Linked DNA regions of Homo sapiens: region 2 is linked to region 1. The links are chromatin loops, found by intact Hi-C in ENCODE. Cell type or tissue: PC-9. All regions are shown on one strand.

Evidence for each region. Hi-C counts contacts between places; a loop is a spot of excess contacts. Peaks named below come from ENCODE experiments on the same cell type or tissue, not always from the same donor. Only the 100,000 strongest peaks of a DNase experiment are listed, where the experiment ranks them.
Region 2: a loop joins it to region 1, with 6 times the contacts of the local background. A loop is called at or near these places in 3 of 110 quality-filtered maps.

Annotation. Positions count from the first base shown.
Region 1 is chr7:54,964,432-54,972,431 of GRCh38, forward strand. No RefSeq gene overlaps it. Among named protein-coding and RNA genes, the nearest start is that of EGFR, 51 kb to the right of the region's middle. In PC-9, no CTCF peak of the experiment used is centred here; DNase peaks (open chromatin) are centred at 3,170, 4,994 and 5,280; H3K4me3 peaks cover 1,477 bases; H3K27ac peaks cover 4,460 bases.
Region 2 is chr7:54,784,353-54,792,352 of GRCh38, forward strand. The region is part of intron 2 of SEC61G-DT (SEC61G divergent transcript); the gene reads left to right. Among named protein-coding and RNA genes, the nearest start is that of SEC61G-DT, 29 kb to the left of the region's middle. RefSeq lists a silencer at 4,059-4,736. In PC-9, CTCF peaks have their summits at 4,393 and 4,592; DNase peaks (open chromatin) are centred at 1,169 and 4,479; H3K27ac peaks cover 1,505 bases.

The sequences.
Region 1 (8,000 bases):
TTACTAAAAGTTATTAAATGGATCTATGGTCTGAGCGTTTGTGTCCCCTTCAAATTCTTATGTTGAAACCTAATCCCCAATGTACTAGTATTAACAGGCAGGGCTTTGGGGGTGATCAGGCCATGACGGTGCAGCATTCATGGATGAGGCTAGTGCCTTTACAGAAGAGCCCAGGGGAGCATGCATGCCCCTCCCACTCTGGAGACTGCAGCAAGAGGTGCCATCTATGGAGGGAAGGGAGAGCCCTCACCAGACACAGAATATGCTGGAGCCTGTATCTGCAACTTCCCAGCCTCTAGAATTTCCCAGCCTCTAGAAGGAATACATTTCTGTTCTTGGTAAGCCAGCCAGTTTATGGAATGTTTGTTATAGCAGCCCAAGATGGTTGAGACAAGTGGTAGACTTATGATGGGTGAGTATATGAATTCTATCTCAGTAAAGCTGTTAAAAAGAAAAAGAAAAACAAAGCTAAAAGTTGTTTCCTTAAAAAAATTAGTGAAATCAGTAAAGTTTAGCAAGACAGATCAAGGAAGAGAAAAGGAGAAAATACAAATTACCAATATTAGGAATGAAAAGAGAAACATAACTGTGTATCCTACAGTTATTAAAAAGGTAACAAGAGTATAATATAAACAACTTTACAACCTAGAATTTGCCAATTTAGATGAAACAGATGAATAAATTCTTTGAAAAAAATTCCAAAAGTAATAGGAAAAGAAATAAAGAATCTTAGGTATTTTATGAGGCCAGAATAACTTAGATACCAAGACTTTACAAGCACCTTACAAAATACATACATGCAAAACTCTTAAATAAAAATTAGCAATCAAATATAACAATATACAAAAAATACATTATTACCAAGTAAATTTATTCTAGGAGGTTAATAGTAGCTTAATACTTGAAAGATATTCATTATAACTCACCACATGTGGTGAAATTCAAATACGACCACAAAGGCTTTAATACTCCCCCTTCAGTACTGTGGTAGAACGTAATTCCCCTGCCCTTGAGTGTGAGCTGGACTTACTGACTCCTTTGTAACTAATAGAATGAAACATAGTGATGATATCTAACTTCAGAGACCAGTTTATAAAGGACACTGTGATTTTCTCATCTCTCCCTTTCTTGGATTATAGTCAACCCTCTATATCTGTGGGTTCCTCATCCATGGATTTCATTGACTCCACATTGAAAATATTCAAAATAAATAAATAACAATGCAACAACAAAAATAATACAAATAAAACATACAGTATAACAACTATTTACATAGTGCTTACATAGTATTTGGTATTATAAATAACCTAGAGATAATTTAAAGTGTATGGAGGAGAAAGGTATATGTGTGTAGGTTATATGCGAATACTATGCCATTTTATATCAGGAACTTGAGCATCTGTGGATTTTGATATCTGCAAAGGATACTGAAACCAATACCCCACAAATACTGAAGGATGACTATACTCACCTTGAAGTAAACAAACAGCTTTACGGTAAAATATATATCACATAAGATTTGCCATTTTAACTATTTTTAAGTGTAAAATTCAGTGGCATTAATTACATCTCCACTGTCTCATTCCAAAATTCTTTCCATACCCCAAGCAGAAACTCTGTACCCATTAATCTGTTACCGATTTTAAACAATAAAAGTTTTCATTTTCTTTCATTATCTCATTGGACATAAGATATAGTCAGCAATAACTTAGTTAAAGCCTTTTCTTATATTTAAATGTAATTATAGGATACTTTTCTTGGGAAGGGAGGAATGACAATTGATTCTAACCACAGTCTAATGACTTTAACTGTTCTGGAGCTAAGTTTACCTGTCTTTAGAAGGTTTGGAACCATGGTATTAACTACATCCTCTATTTCATGAACAGCTTCCTTGGGCACAATAGTTATGTTCTACCCATTGAGATAGATACAAAACAGGGTGAGATGTGTTCAGGAAAATAAGCTTGTTATTAATACTTTTAATATAACAAATACTGTTATGGTCCAGACACCAAACTGAGCAATTTACAACGTTTACCTCATTTAATCCTCATGACACCCCTATGACATGGTTACTATTTCTATGTGCATTATTCAGAATAAGCCTGTGACATCTCAGCAATGTCACTGAGCCACACACTCACCCTCCTTTAGGTAACACCTTCACTACCTAAGGCAGGTGAAAAAGGAATCATAACCATGAGAGCTAGGTCAGGGGACAGAGTGGAATCAAGACACTAGGGTCACCCTTGTGAGAAGAGCATATAAACTATCATGCTAGGATGCTTTGACATCTGACTTGAGTTTTCTTTGTGTTGGGCACGCATCGCATAGTGTGGTGTTAAGTACGTGGGTTGACTCTGAAATAAAGCCATCTGGGTTTACATGAGAGCTATGGAATTTATTAAGTCTTAGAATTTACTAAAGCTTTTACTTACGAAGGCAAGTTAACAAACCTGTGTAAGTCTCTATTCTGAATAATGCACATAGAAATAGTAACCATGTCATAGGGGTGTCATGAGGATTAAATGAGGTAAACCTCGTAAATTGCTCAGCTTGGTGTCTGGACCATAACAGCAGTTGTTATATTAAAAGTATTAAATTAAAATGAAACATCAATAAATGTCAGTAAGTGAAGGTTTATGTGCTGCTTTTGAGATTCATAAACATGGCTGAAAAGAGAAGGGGTTTAATGAACAAGACTGTTCAAAATGTCAAGTTTACAGATTATCAAAACTGTTTCTTTAAATAGTGTTTGGATGTCAAGTTTTGGAATGGAGCAAATTAAATATTCCTTTCACAGTCTTTCTCTTCCAATTCTAAGATGCCAAGTTTCAGACAAGTGCCTGAATTCCAAGTGACATTCCAACATAGCCCTGTTATAAAGTGCCTTTATGCTCATTCTTCTATAACCTTGATTTAGTCCATTTGTTTTTTGGAGGAGGAGGGTTTCACCTTCAATAGCTACGTGCGAAGTCTAGAGACACATTCAAGTTTATGAGAAGTTTGTACTTTGCATTGTTTATGATTATTCTGACTCAAGCTGAATGGCCCATTTCTCTGTATTGCGACAGCCCGGGCAATTGCACACCTGAGCATGTCCTTGGAATGCGTGAGACACAAACATTCCAAACTGTAGGGATGCCAACTATTCCAACTATGTATCCAGAGTTCCCCACACGTATCTTAGCAAACAAGAACAAAACAACTCGATCCCATTGCTTGAACATGTTGGGCCACCTCATGTTCTCAGGCCACCATCCTCCACCTCAGGTCACGTGGTGAACATCCATAAGTAAGGATTATTCAGACTGAAGGCTAACAAGGAAATAAATAAATGACCCAGGATAAGCCATGGTATCTAGTTCAGGGTTTTTTTAGAGACAGTGGATAGAGCAGTCATTGGGTCTACTTATGACCAGGTCAATGATTTCCCGAAGTCTAAATACATCCAACAGATGTGACACAGTAGACTGCCATGGTCTTGGTAGCCAAGGAATTTGCTCCCAAGTGGAAGAGAAGGGAGCAGTGGTGGTTCTTGATATCCTGTGGGCATTCTCAGCCCAGAAAAGGGAGGCTCTTATGAACCTTCTGAGGAATAATACATTCTTTTAAACACAGAAGAATCTAGCAGAAGCTTATACAGGGAGAGGACTGCAAGTGTGAACCAAGACCTAGCACCTGGCAGGCCAGTCAAATAACCTGGCCATACTTGGTGGTGGGGAGAAAGGAAGCCGGCCCAGTGTTCCTACAAGCACTGCCCAGCTCGATTCCCAGGCCTGTGGCAAAGCACCACATGCGGTCTTCATTTCACTCTGGAAGCTGTCAGTACAGCCCAGGTGTTTCTGCTGCAGGCTCGAAAGGGCTGAAACTGCCGGTGGCCATTTGGGGTTGGGGTTGAGAGACAGGGACTGACAATTGCAAAGCCTTGAAATACAACCGCTACTAATCACAAGGAATGAAAGTATTGCCATGTTGACTATGCAACATTTAGTAACAATAGTACATTTTAAAATTAGTGTTTGCTTAATTGTTGCTCAATTACATTGATGCTGCTATCCCCAAATGCCAAACTATTTCCACTTTTCTGTTGCAGAAAAAAGAACATCACCTCTATAGTTATAACCTTGACATAGAAAATAAGTATATATTTTGTTTTTGTATTTATGCTAACTTTGAATATGTTTTATGTTGCATAAACTCCACAGTTATTATTTTAAGTTCTGCATTTTAAAATTTATTTCCATTTTTATCTTATGGTAGAATATTAAGGTTGATGCCAATAATTTGCTATTATATGTAAATACACAATGATCATCTTCTTACTTTTAGATAAAGTCACAGTAGTAGGATCCTGATCAAAGGTATTTTTACTTGTCAGTATGTTTTTCTGTCAGTTTTCACAGGACAGATGCTGCAAACGTGGCTTCAGTAACACTGCATTCATTACGTCAGGTATGTCACAGGGGGACACCTCCTTCACTGCTGACACCTCATTAATCGTAAAAGGTATCTTATCAGTCTTCTAAATATAATTTCATTCACACATCACAATGTTAATCATCATTTGATGTTTGCATATTAAAAATATTTCCTACTATGCAAATTTTCTGTACTTAAACTTGAAGCTCTCATTCAATTCTCATTGGTTTGAATAACAAATACATTTTCCTGTATAAGCCAAAAATATTTTCCAAGTTATTTGTTTTTCCTTTTGATAGGTATTTTTCATATATGTTTAATGATTTGTATAGTCTCATGACTGGGAGTCACTGGGAGATCTTACCTCTTGCAGCACCCACGCTCCCATACTTGACACAGTCCTAAAACTAATGACAGCATCATCTCACTTACACGCGGGATGTAGCAAGGGTGGATTCACGTGCATGGAGAGCAGAACGGAGGTGACCAGAGGCTGCAGGGAGAGGCTGGGGAGGTGTTGGTCAAAAGATACAAATTTCAGTTAGACACGGGGAGTAAGGTCAGGAGATCCATTGTACAACATGATGACTATAGTTCCCAACAATGTATTATATTCCTGAATATTGCTACAAGAGTAAGTTTCAAGCATTTTCACCACAAAACGATACGTTTTTGAGGTAATTCCCATGTTAATTAGTTTGATTTCACCATTCCACAACATACACACATTTCAAAACATGCTGTATGTTATAAATACATACAATTTTTGTCACTTAAAAAATAGTATAAAAGAAGCCACTAAGAGAAAAAAAAACTCATGACAAATGACTAATATGATGAATCATTTGAGGAATATTGGTGAAATAAGATTAAGAGAAGATTACACTGAAGAAGGAAAGACCCACAATCCCTCTAGAGGAAGGACAGTCACCAAGAGGAGCTAGTGGGGTGGCGGCGCTGTCAGGACCGCCAGGGCCACACGTGGAAGGAGGGGACATGAGGGGCTGCTAGAGCTCACCCTTCTCATCCCTGCACTTGTCGCCCAGGAGGATGGGCTCAGGGGCAGGATCCTCCCATCAGCCTGCTGAGGGTGGGGTGTGGAGGTGTGAAACTCAAGTGTGTACAAGAGGTTACATTTGTATAAAAGCTTGTTTCCGTCTTTTTTTCTGATTAGATTTTTTCTTTCTAAACTGAGCTATCATTGACCTGGTTGTGTAAATTCAGTGAATGTCAATTTCCCCTCCAAGCCAATCTCTATCAGGTTTTCGGTCCTTACTCAGTGTGGTGTGGAAAGCAGGCATCATGTGAACCACTTATTGGTAGACGCTAAATGAATCTGGCACACTCTGAAGCATGACATTAGAAGACATACAAATGTCTTCTTGCCTGTAGTAGTGAAGAAGATATTGATGCTGAAGATGCATGTGAAAAGACTGAATAAATTTTTTAACTAAAAATGAAAGCATCAAAGATATCCTGCAATAGAGTCATAGTTCTGAGAAAAATTTAATGTATTCTGTAACTAAAAAACCCTGAAGTGCAAGAGAGGCAAACTATGTTGAAAAGAGTAAATACTTTTTTCCTTAAATAGGCTTACTATAAATTATAGGAAAAAACTTTTAAATATTTTTCTGAGGTTTATTCTGCATATTATTAAAAGACATAGAACATCTACAAAACGTGTAAGCAATATTAACGACGAAGCTACAACATACACAGCTCCACTGGTATGGAGAGCCAGATGCTCCGGTCCACACTCACACTCTGAGCAACGCTGCTCCTCTGGAGACTCCTCAGCAGGAGGGACGGCCGCTGGTGCGCTGGGGAAGGAGCCAGAGGCAGATGAAGGGCAAAGGAGATGGGCGGGACTGCCCTGAGGGTGGGCACCCAGTTTCAGGGCAATCAGGACACTGAGCACAGGGCGACAGAGACAGGGGAGTGGGCTCCGGACAAAGTCAGGCTCTCTAGGTGGGTAGCAGAGTCCCTGAACTAATTTCCTGTTGCTGCTACAACAACTAACTACAAATTTGGGCCTCAAAACAGCACACGTTTATCACCTTACAGTCCCAGAGGTCAGAAATCCAAAACAAGTCTCACTATGCTGAAATCAAGGTGTCACCAGGGCTGCACTCCTTCTGGAGGCTCTGGGCAAGAGTCCTTTGTCTCATCTCTGCCAGCTTCTGGAGGAAAGCCACCGTCACGCCCTGGCTCACGGCCCCTTTTTCCAGTCAGCAGTGTCAGGCTGCATCTTCCTCATGCGGCCATCTCCCATCCTTCTGAATCTCTTGTCCACTTCTACAGATCCCTGTGATTACATGGGACCCACCTAGATTATACAAATATTTTCAGCATCTGTAAGTTAATCATGGGGGCAAAGTCCCTTTTAAAATGTAAAGTTAATGCATTCATAGGTACGGGAGATCAGAGTGTGGAAAATATTTGGAGGGGGTCAGTATTCTGCCTGCCGTAGCCCCTATACCTGTGATACTCCCAGGGCTTGATCAAGGCAGATGCACAACCTCTCTGGACAAACACATCCTCCGTAGAGGCCTGCAGGATTCACACACATGAAGATCAAGCAGCAAGCCCACAACCAACACCAACAAAGCCCGAGGAGGCGAGCCACGAGAGAGGTGCAGTAGCAGGCACAGACGGCAGACTCTCACCCTGCAGGAAGTGGGCATAGATGATCAGGAATGAGCATGAAGATATTAGAAAGATCAAAGACACACACAGAGAGAAAGAGAGAGAGAGTGAGAGACAGACACAGAGAGAGACAGAGAGAAAATGAATGAAGGAGAGGCAATATTTGAAAAGGAAATGGGTGAGAATTTTCAGAAATTATGGAAAAATATACAGATTCATGATGCAAAACATATATTAAACTGAAAAATAAAAGTAAAATGTACAGGACACGTCTTCTACCCTGCCTCACATCTTCTTGGCTACTGTTTACTATAATAATTGCTGCAGCAACCATCTTTCTGCAGGGACAGCTGGCAGCATCATGCCTCAGCTGCAACTCATATACCTTGCTTTTTGTCCGGTACTTCTCTGATGTATATGGGAACCTGATAGGCACCCACACATGCACCAAACCTGAAAATTCAAGGAGGTAAGCATTTAATAGAATAATCCTGACCACTGGGGAACAGAAACTGGTGGATAAATGCTCCCTCCCCTAGTGCATGCCCACACAGCCAATTCTGAAGCACATTCTAAAAAGCACTCAGAACGTCCCAGAGGGCTTGAGCCCCAAGTTTCCACAAAAGTGATTAGATCAATAACGTACCCTTGCATTGGGTCTCCCTACATCCTTATTCTATTTTTCCAATCTCATTTTTCCTCTCCCTGGCCTCTATTTCCCCAAAATAAACTACCTGCCTTCAAGACTGTGTGTCAGTTAGGCTCTGATTTCTGGGGGGAATCAGAACTAATTTTAAAAAGTGAATTTCCATATATGTTGGAGAATAACTGCAAAATACCAAATATAATAGAAAGTCTTAAAACTGTTCAGAGAGAAAGAAAGAAACACCTAAAAAGAAATTATTGTAAGACTGATAGTAGACTTCTCAACA
Region 2 (8,000 bases), 180 kb before region 1:
TCCATTTTCTGCTTATTCTCTACCTGCTGCTTCTGCTCTTCTTTCTCTTCTGGATCCAGACTCTGGGGGTTATTCCTGGAATAAATCTAGATCTGAGGTTGGGCTTTGCATGTTTTTGGTGCAACACCCCATCGTCTGTCCTCCTGGGTTTATTAAACCTGAACTCCACCTTCCTCCTCCCCTAACACAGTCCTCTGAAGTTGGAGTCTATCACAGCCTTCATCATGCAGGTCATTTACGGAGGTCCAGCTCTTCAAATCTCTGTGCATTTGTGGAGGTGTTCTCTAACATTTTCTCTTTGGAAGACTAAGAGCCAATATTGGACAAATTATTCATGTACTTGGGAATTTGTAGACATAGTCAAATTGAATAAGTGATTATTTTGTCATTAAAAAGAAACTATGCTCACCCCTGATTATCCACCAAGGAATGATGGGAGTTGAGGAAAGGGGTGGAAGGGCAAGTCCCACAGAGGAGTAGGTCAAAATCTCCTTGGAGAACTAGGCATACTATTTTTATGTTCATCAGAAGTATGCACTGATCAAAAAGGCTGAGAAATTGTCTTCGCACAAAGTAGACTACTTTGAAGATCTAGATGTGAGTATAATTGAGACAGGATTGGGGTGAAGGAGTCAAGCTAGTCTCAGCAATTGCAGCATAAAACAGGAGGAATGCAATAATAACAATGAGATCTTTACTGAGTCCTTACTAACTCATTTAACCTCCACAGCAACCTAGGGCAGTAGGTAAAATTGCTGTTCTCATTTTAGAGCTGTGGGTTCAGAGTGACGAGGTAATCAAAGGGCACTCAGGCAATTACTTGGGGAGCCAATACTGCAGCCCAAAGCATCTGACTCCAGCACTCACATCCTGATCATTGCCGACCATGCCTGGCCAGGTATGAAACAGAATGAGGTTTCGCTGTGATCTGGGGGGACGTGGTTTGTAAGGGTGCCTGCACCCGTGCCTGTCACAGAGCACACTTCCCATTGGGAACATCCCTGTCGACACTGCTGGCCACCATGGCGCCCTCTGGCTTCCTGCCCACAACAGGAACAGACCGTGGCCTCCTTGGTGATGGTGGATCTTACTTTGGCTATTGCATCACTGCTCACTTACCCTCATCTCACCTAACCAGTAAGTCCACATGTGGGATCCCTGTCCCTACCACACACACATCCATTCAGGACAGGAAGTGCATGATGTGACTCACGAGCAGAGGGAAAGGGAATTGCGCTCAGCTGGTAAAGGCAAAGAAAGAACAAATAGAGGCTATAGCCACCAAGAAGAAGAAGAGAAGAGAAAGGACCAAGGCTAATAAGCACTGAGATGGCCTTGCTTCTTGTTAAAATATTGAGATGTTTCCAACTGCTTGGTAAATGGCCACTGCTCCAAGCCCACCCCCTTCCTAGTGCCCTGTCACCCTATCACTGTCTTTCCCCTTTCCAGCAGTTACAGAATTCAGAATGGTTTAATTCAGAATGGTTAGGTCCTAACCACTTGAATATTTTAAGTATTACCCCAGAAGAGAACTAAAACCAAACATTTGGCAAAAGTAGATTTTATCTACCTTTCATTGCCTTACTCCAGAGCGCGATTTCTGTGGCGCACAATTCCTCTCCCTGTCAAAATGCTCTTCCCCTTGGCAGCTTTTATCCTGCAACGCGGTTGCTGAAGATTCTGCTTTCACTCCCCTTCCTTGGGAAAGGCCCAGCAGAGAGGACCTTCCAACCAAACTGCCCTTAGCCATTCAGCATGGCCTTGCTGCCTAGAAGTTCACCCTCTTGGCAACTGTGGCCTACACTGTCCCAGCACGGACCCACGGCAGAAGAGGGCCCTCATGCACTCTGCACCCCTGTCAGACTTCTGTGAAATTAATGGCTCAGATAGCAAAGAAACCCAGTTCAGCCACCAAACTACTTAAAAGGCAGTTACAATCAAGGCATAAGATGTGATAATTTGATACACATATTCATTGTGTAATAATTTTCACATTAACACATCCATGTCCCCCAGTAGTTATCGTGTGTGTGTGTGTGTGTGTGTGTGTGTGGTTAGGACATGGGCAGTCTGTCAGATTCAAAACCAAGAACAACACTTCTCCAGCATTCCTTCCTCCAGTCCCCATTCTCTGCACCCTAGAGCAAACCCGCCTCCTGTGAGTAACACAAATTAACTCTAGTGTTAGTTAGAGAATTCAGTGTTTAGGAAATGGCCTTTGAGCCTCGGACTCAGTCTAGACGTTTTTCAGCCTGTGCCTCATCTGGATACCTTGTCGTCCTGGTTTCAGTGAGACCTGGAGCCGGCTCCGCTTTCTTTCCTGCCCATGCCGTCTGCTTCATGCTCCCATACTTTTCTTATAAAACAATATTTTAAACTCTTAAATAAAATTGTAGGAAAAAAGTCATCCATAAACCTAACTCACAAAGTAATTACCTTACATTTTAGTCTATTATTTTCATGTCTGTAACCATATAAATAATTATAGCCATAGCCTTAAATTTTTCTCTCAAATATTTTATTGTTACATAATATAATTTCATATTTTTAAATTACTATTTTAATAGCTAAATATGCCATTTAGCTACTATGTCCTAATTTCCTTAACCATTTCCTTATTGTTAGATACTTTATTTTTTTTATTATTTTACAGTTACAGATCACGTTACAATCAATACTTCAATGGACTTCACTTTTTTTCCTTTCCACTGTTTTCTTAGAATAAATCCTTAGGAGTTAGAATACTGGTCTGAGTCGTATAAATATTTTTATAGCCTTTTAACTTTCCATGAGGGCTATATTTGTTTATACCACTTGCCTTATTTCATGTCTGCATTCTATTTGTATGTCTTACCCAATCTTCTTCTGTAATTTTTATATTATCCTTTCTTTTACTTAGAAAAATTGTATATTTTTATGTAATTGCATCTGTTATTTTTCTCTTCTATCTTATATTGCCTTAATTCTTAGAATGTTATCAACACTTTAAAGTTCTGCCTTTTTGCTGGCCCATCTATAATTTCCTTAATATCTTGTTCTTTGATATATTTGGGAATTTTGAATATAGTTGTATATTTATTTTTTTCCACAACACTGTATCATTAACCCAATATCATTTATGATGTTTTGCTGTTTTACAAGGTTATAGTAATCCTACACTAATCTAGGTCAATTTCTGGGCTCTCTACGCATTTGCATTCATATGTTTTTATATTTTTCATTCATATTTCTTTGTTTTCAACATGATGCTACAGTATGTTTTGATATCAGGTACAGATACTTATTCCTTGTTATTATTTTTCTAAAAACATTCTTCTGTTATACTCTGACAATCTTCACTTCCATGCTATTTGAGTAGTCTGTGCTCTTGGCCACACCCTAAGCTAAGCCAGCACCGTGATTATCCCACCTCTGAAATAATAAACTTAAATCCCACTAAACCACGTACTCATTCTCTTCACCTTCTCCACTCTTTTATTCCAAGTCACCCTGCACTTTGCACCATTGGGATCTATTACCCCAGCTCCTCACTTCACTCCTTATCACCCCGGCGGAGCAAAATGATCAATTATTTTAGGATAATTCCATCAGCATTTCACGTTTCACAATTTCTTGTCTATCCACCAAAGTTACGTCGCCCATTTCCAACTCTGGAGGCCCCTGTCTGTCCAGGCTCAGTTTCTCCCCTCAGCTGCCCGCTGCAGCCTCACAGAAATCAAGGGCCCCTGTCACATTACAGTAGTTTCTCTGGTTGCGCATGCAGGATTTGCGTCAGGGTGGTAGAAGATTGGAATTGGCAAATCCAAATATGCTGCATTCTCCAATCTACGATGTTGTTATAGTGAGTGTTAAAAATTCTGGAACAGATTTTTTGTTGTTGTTGTTGTTGTTGTTGTTTTCTTTTATTATTATACTTTAAGTTTTAGGGTACATGTGCACATTGTGCAGGTTAGTTACATATGTATACATGTGCCATGCTGGTGCGCTGCACCAACTCGTCATCTAGCATTAGGTATATCTCCCAATGCTATCCCTCCCCCCTCCCCCCACCCCACATCTGGAACATATTTTAAAACGTGTCAGTCACCAACTAGGAGACTAAAGAGTTACCCTAGGAACACTGCATGGCATGTAAGAGCAAATTTCCTTTTTTACCAGTAACATTCATTTAAATAGGAAATAGGAAACTATAGAAGGAAATATGTGTGTGTGTGCGCGCATATGCGTGTGTGTGTGGGTGGGTGGGTGGAAGGGGTAAAACGGAAACACAGGGACAGAGACAGAAACAGTTGAGAATTCCTGCCTCAAAAAACCCGATCTGCTGGAGTTTGTATACATTGTCTTTTCCAAGCTTGAAAAAAGTTCTCCACAGAAGTAATGACCCTGGACTTGCAGAAGAGAGCGCTAAAGCTCAGAAAGTAAAGTCAGCTCTCAAGAAGACTTCGCTAGTAACTAGCGAAGTAGGATCCCACCCAGATCTGCGTTCTCCACCTGCTGTCACATGATGCAGTGAGTCAAACAGTACTGTCACTGCATACCTCATTACGATGCCACGCTGACTGTCTCAGCTCCACGACAGTGGTTATTGGCCATTTTGTTCAATGACACCTAGCAATGCCTGCTTCCTACCAGTTACTTAACAATAGTTGTTGAATAAATTGCTCCGTTCACTTATATTCATGGCATATGGATGAATAAAGAGCATGCTCACCAAATATTTGGCTAGCAAGTACTCATGTATGTACAAAAGAACAGCCATGTGTCGGGCAACAGAATCAGGGTCAGAAACTCTCCTGTCGGGGCAGCGAGCAATGTGGTGGGACAGGGGCTGCCTCAAAGCCTCCTTTTGGGTTCAAAACCCACAGGAAAATGCAGCAGAAGAGTTTAGGAAGAGTACTTTCTATTTTGTTTGGAGGTTGGTTTTTTTGGTTTCTGGCTATTTTTAAAAATTAACACCTTGCATTGGTGTGGTACCTTTGTTACAACCAACAAACCAACGTTAGTACATTACTATTAGCTAACATCTGTAATTTAAATTAGGGTTTACCCTTTTGTTATATAGTTGGATAATTTGTATTGTAGAGTTTAATGAGTTTTCACATATGCCAGTATCACTCATCCATTATCATAGCATCATACAGAATATTTTCACTGACCTAACAATCCCCTGTGCTTAACCTATGTATGCTCCTCCCTGTAGCTCTCAACACCTGGAAACCACTGATCTTTTTACCATTTTTATAGTTTTTTTTTTTTCAGTGTGCTGTACATTAAGAATCATATAGTATGGAGTCTTTTCAGACTGATTTCTTTTACTTAGGCATATGCATTTAAGGTTCCTCCATGTCTTTGTGGTTTGAGAGCTCTTTTTTTTTAAACCAGTGGATAGTATTCTGTTGTCTGGATATACTGCAGTTTGCTTATTCATTCAAGTATTAAATGTTATTTTGGTTGCTCTCAATTTTTAAGTTATGAATTCAGTTTCTAGTTAGCAGAGAACACATGAGCGTCAGTCTCTGGTACTATGCTGTTTCTAGAGCTCTACAGATGTGAGCCTACCACATGCTACAGCAGGAGAGACGTCTGCACATAGTAGGCCTGCTCTTCTCTGCAGTCTTCAGACTGGCTTTCTGATGCTTTTCATGATTATTTATTGAGGAATATAGTGTTAAATTCTAAGCCCAAATATTTTCTGATAGACTGTCACATTCGGGAAAAAAATGCAACAAAGACAGTTGAAGGACTCAAAATCCTCTCCTTTGAGGAAACACGGAAGAAGAGAGAATTCAGAGATGCTGCCAACCATCTGCAGCCACCTTAATGGCAGTCACCGGAAAGAGGGCCAGCCTCGCTCTGCAGGACCATGGGGGATAGAAGTAGGAGCAATGGGTGAAAGGAACCTTGGAGCCGTTCCAGGTTTTGAGAGGACGTTGAGGATTCCCATGCATTTTGTTGCAGACATTTCCCCATCTCAATCATCAAAGAGCAGGGGAGAGTTGCCATCTGACCATCGAGTCTCAAAATATTGCAGCCCTGGTAAGTTCGTACATATATACCCACAGGAACTTGATTCAGAAACGTGTCAATCAAAAACATTTCTGAGACAATCTTGAAATTGAGTCCAGTAACCCACACAGCCCAATTCTGTTATCTCAGATGTCATCAGACGCCCTTGAAGGTGATTGAGGTTGCTTTTGTAAAGTTGGAGTTTAGAACCCTTAAGTGAGCACATCAGCTCTCGCATGGGGTATGGTGGCACCTGGAGAAGGCAGGCATTGCTTTCCTCTGGTGCTCGTGAGTTTTCATATTCAACACATTTTGTCTTCTCTCTACCTGAGTTCAGAATTCTTCCTGCAGTTCTCACCTGAAACCACAGCCATGGGTGGCCCCACAGTGCTTTTCACTGAGTGACATGAGGACCCTGTAGGTCTTCTTCCCTCTGGAGCTGAGGCATCTGGTGTACCCCCTGTTTCAAGCAGTTCTTGCCCCACGGAGGGAGACCCTCTTCTGGGGACTTAGTGCCACACAGACACCCGGCCAGGGCCCAGCGCGTACAGCAGCTCCAGGAAGAATGCTGGCTGTTTTCAGGAACTAAGCTGGTTGGGTCCTTAATTTCATGCCTGAATCTCCTTTCATTTTCTGAGAGCCAAGTTATGTGGTATTTTCCTTGATTGAAATTCTTAAAATCATCTTGGTCCAGTGCCTACCACCCACCCTCTGCCTGTTGTTTCTCAGTATTTCTATAGAAACAGACATCCAGGTGTTAAAATCCTACAGTCCTAGAAATGGCTGTTCTCACCAGAGGACGTCAGAGCCCTGTCCTTTGTTGTCCAATGCCCAGTGCAATCTCCCTGTGGCTCAAGCTGGGCTCTGGACAAGGAGATCGTTTTCCACAGGCAAGAGCAGCACCCCTGGGACACGCCTCACCTTCATGAATTCAGCCTGGGCTCCTCAGGCCAGAGTCCTAAAAGCAGTTTTGACTCAAACCTATATTTCTTTTGGCTTCAAGGAAGAACTATATAAATTTCAGTTTGGCTACGCAGGTCAGGAAAGTAAATGTCATTACAGGCCTTTATTTAAGATCAGATTTTACATTTGACACTTTTTCTGTCAGAGGAAAGTACATGGAAATATCAAGTCATGCTTATAGTGCAATCAGTTTAATTAGTTTGTACACACTAGTAAAATATCAAACATTGGCAGAGTCACATCTTATGACTGTGCCCCTTACCATGAATGCATTACATTGTTGCCATGGAGTTTCATGTTAAAACACTATTTCATCATTTCACACTCCAAAACACTATTTGTTCAGCCAGTTGTGCCAAAACAATTGAGGAAGAGAAAAGCAGGCTGCAAACACAAAGCCAACCCTTTGTGGTGAGGTGGGATCGATGGCCATTTTAATCCTGCACCATTCTGTATTTTCTTAAAATTTTCCTCAGTGACAGATTAAGGGGCCTAAGGAAAAGTTACTGTGCAAAGAACTTGAAGAGACAGAATGAATTCCAGAAATTGTCCTGATCAGAAACTGGTAAGCCCAACAATAGTCAAACTGAGAGCCAAGTCAGGAATGCAATTTCATTCACAATTGCCACAAAAAGAATAAAATACCCAGGAATACAGCTAACTAGGGAGGTGAAAGATCTCTACAATGAAGTTTACAAAACACTGCTCAAAGAAATCAGAGATGACATAAACAAATATAAAAACATTCCATGCTCTTGGATAGGAAGACTCAGTATCATTAAAAGGGCCATACTGCCCAAAGCAATTTACAGATTCAATGCTATTTCTATTAAATTACCAACGACATTCTTCACAGAACTAGCAAAACTTATTTTTAAAATTCGTATGGAACTAAAAAGCCCTAATAGCAAAGGAATTTTTTTTTAATTAAAAAGTAAACTTTAGTGTCAAAAAATGCAAACTTGGGGAGGGCAGAAAGATCACACACAAGGCTGTCACTTCACACTTGGAGGGTTGCTTCCCAGAAGGTG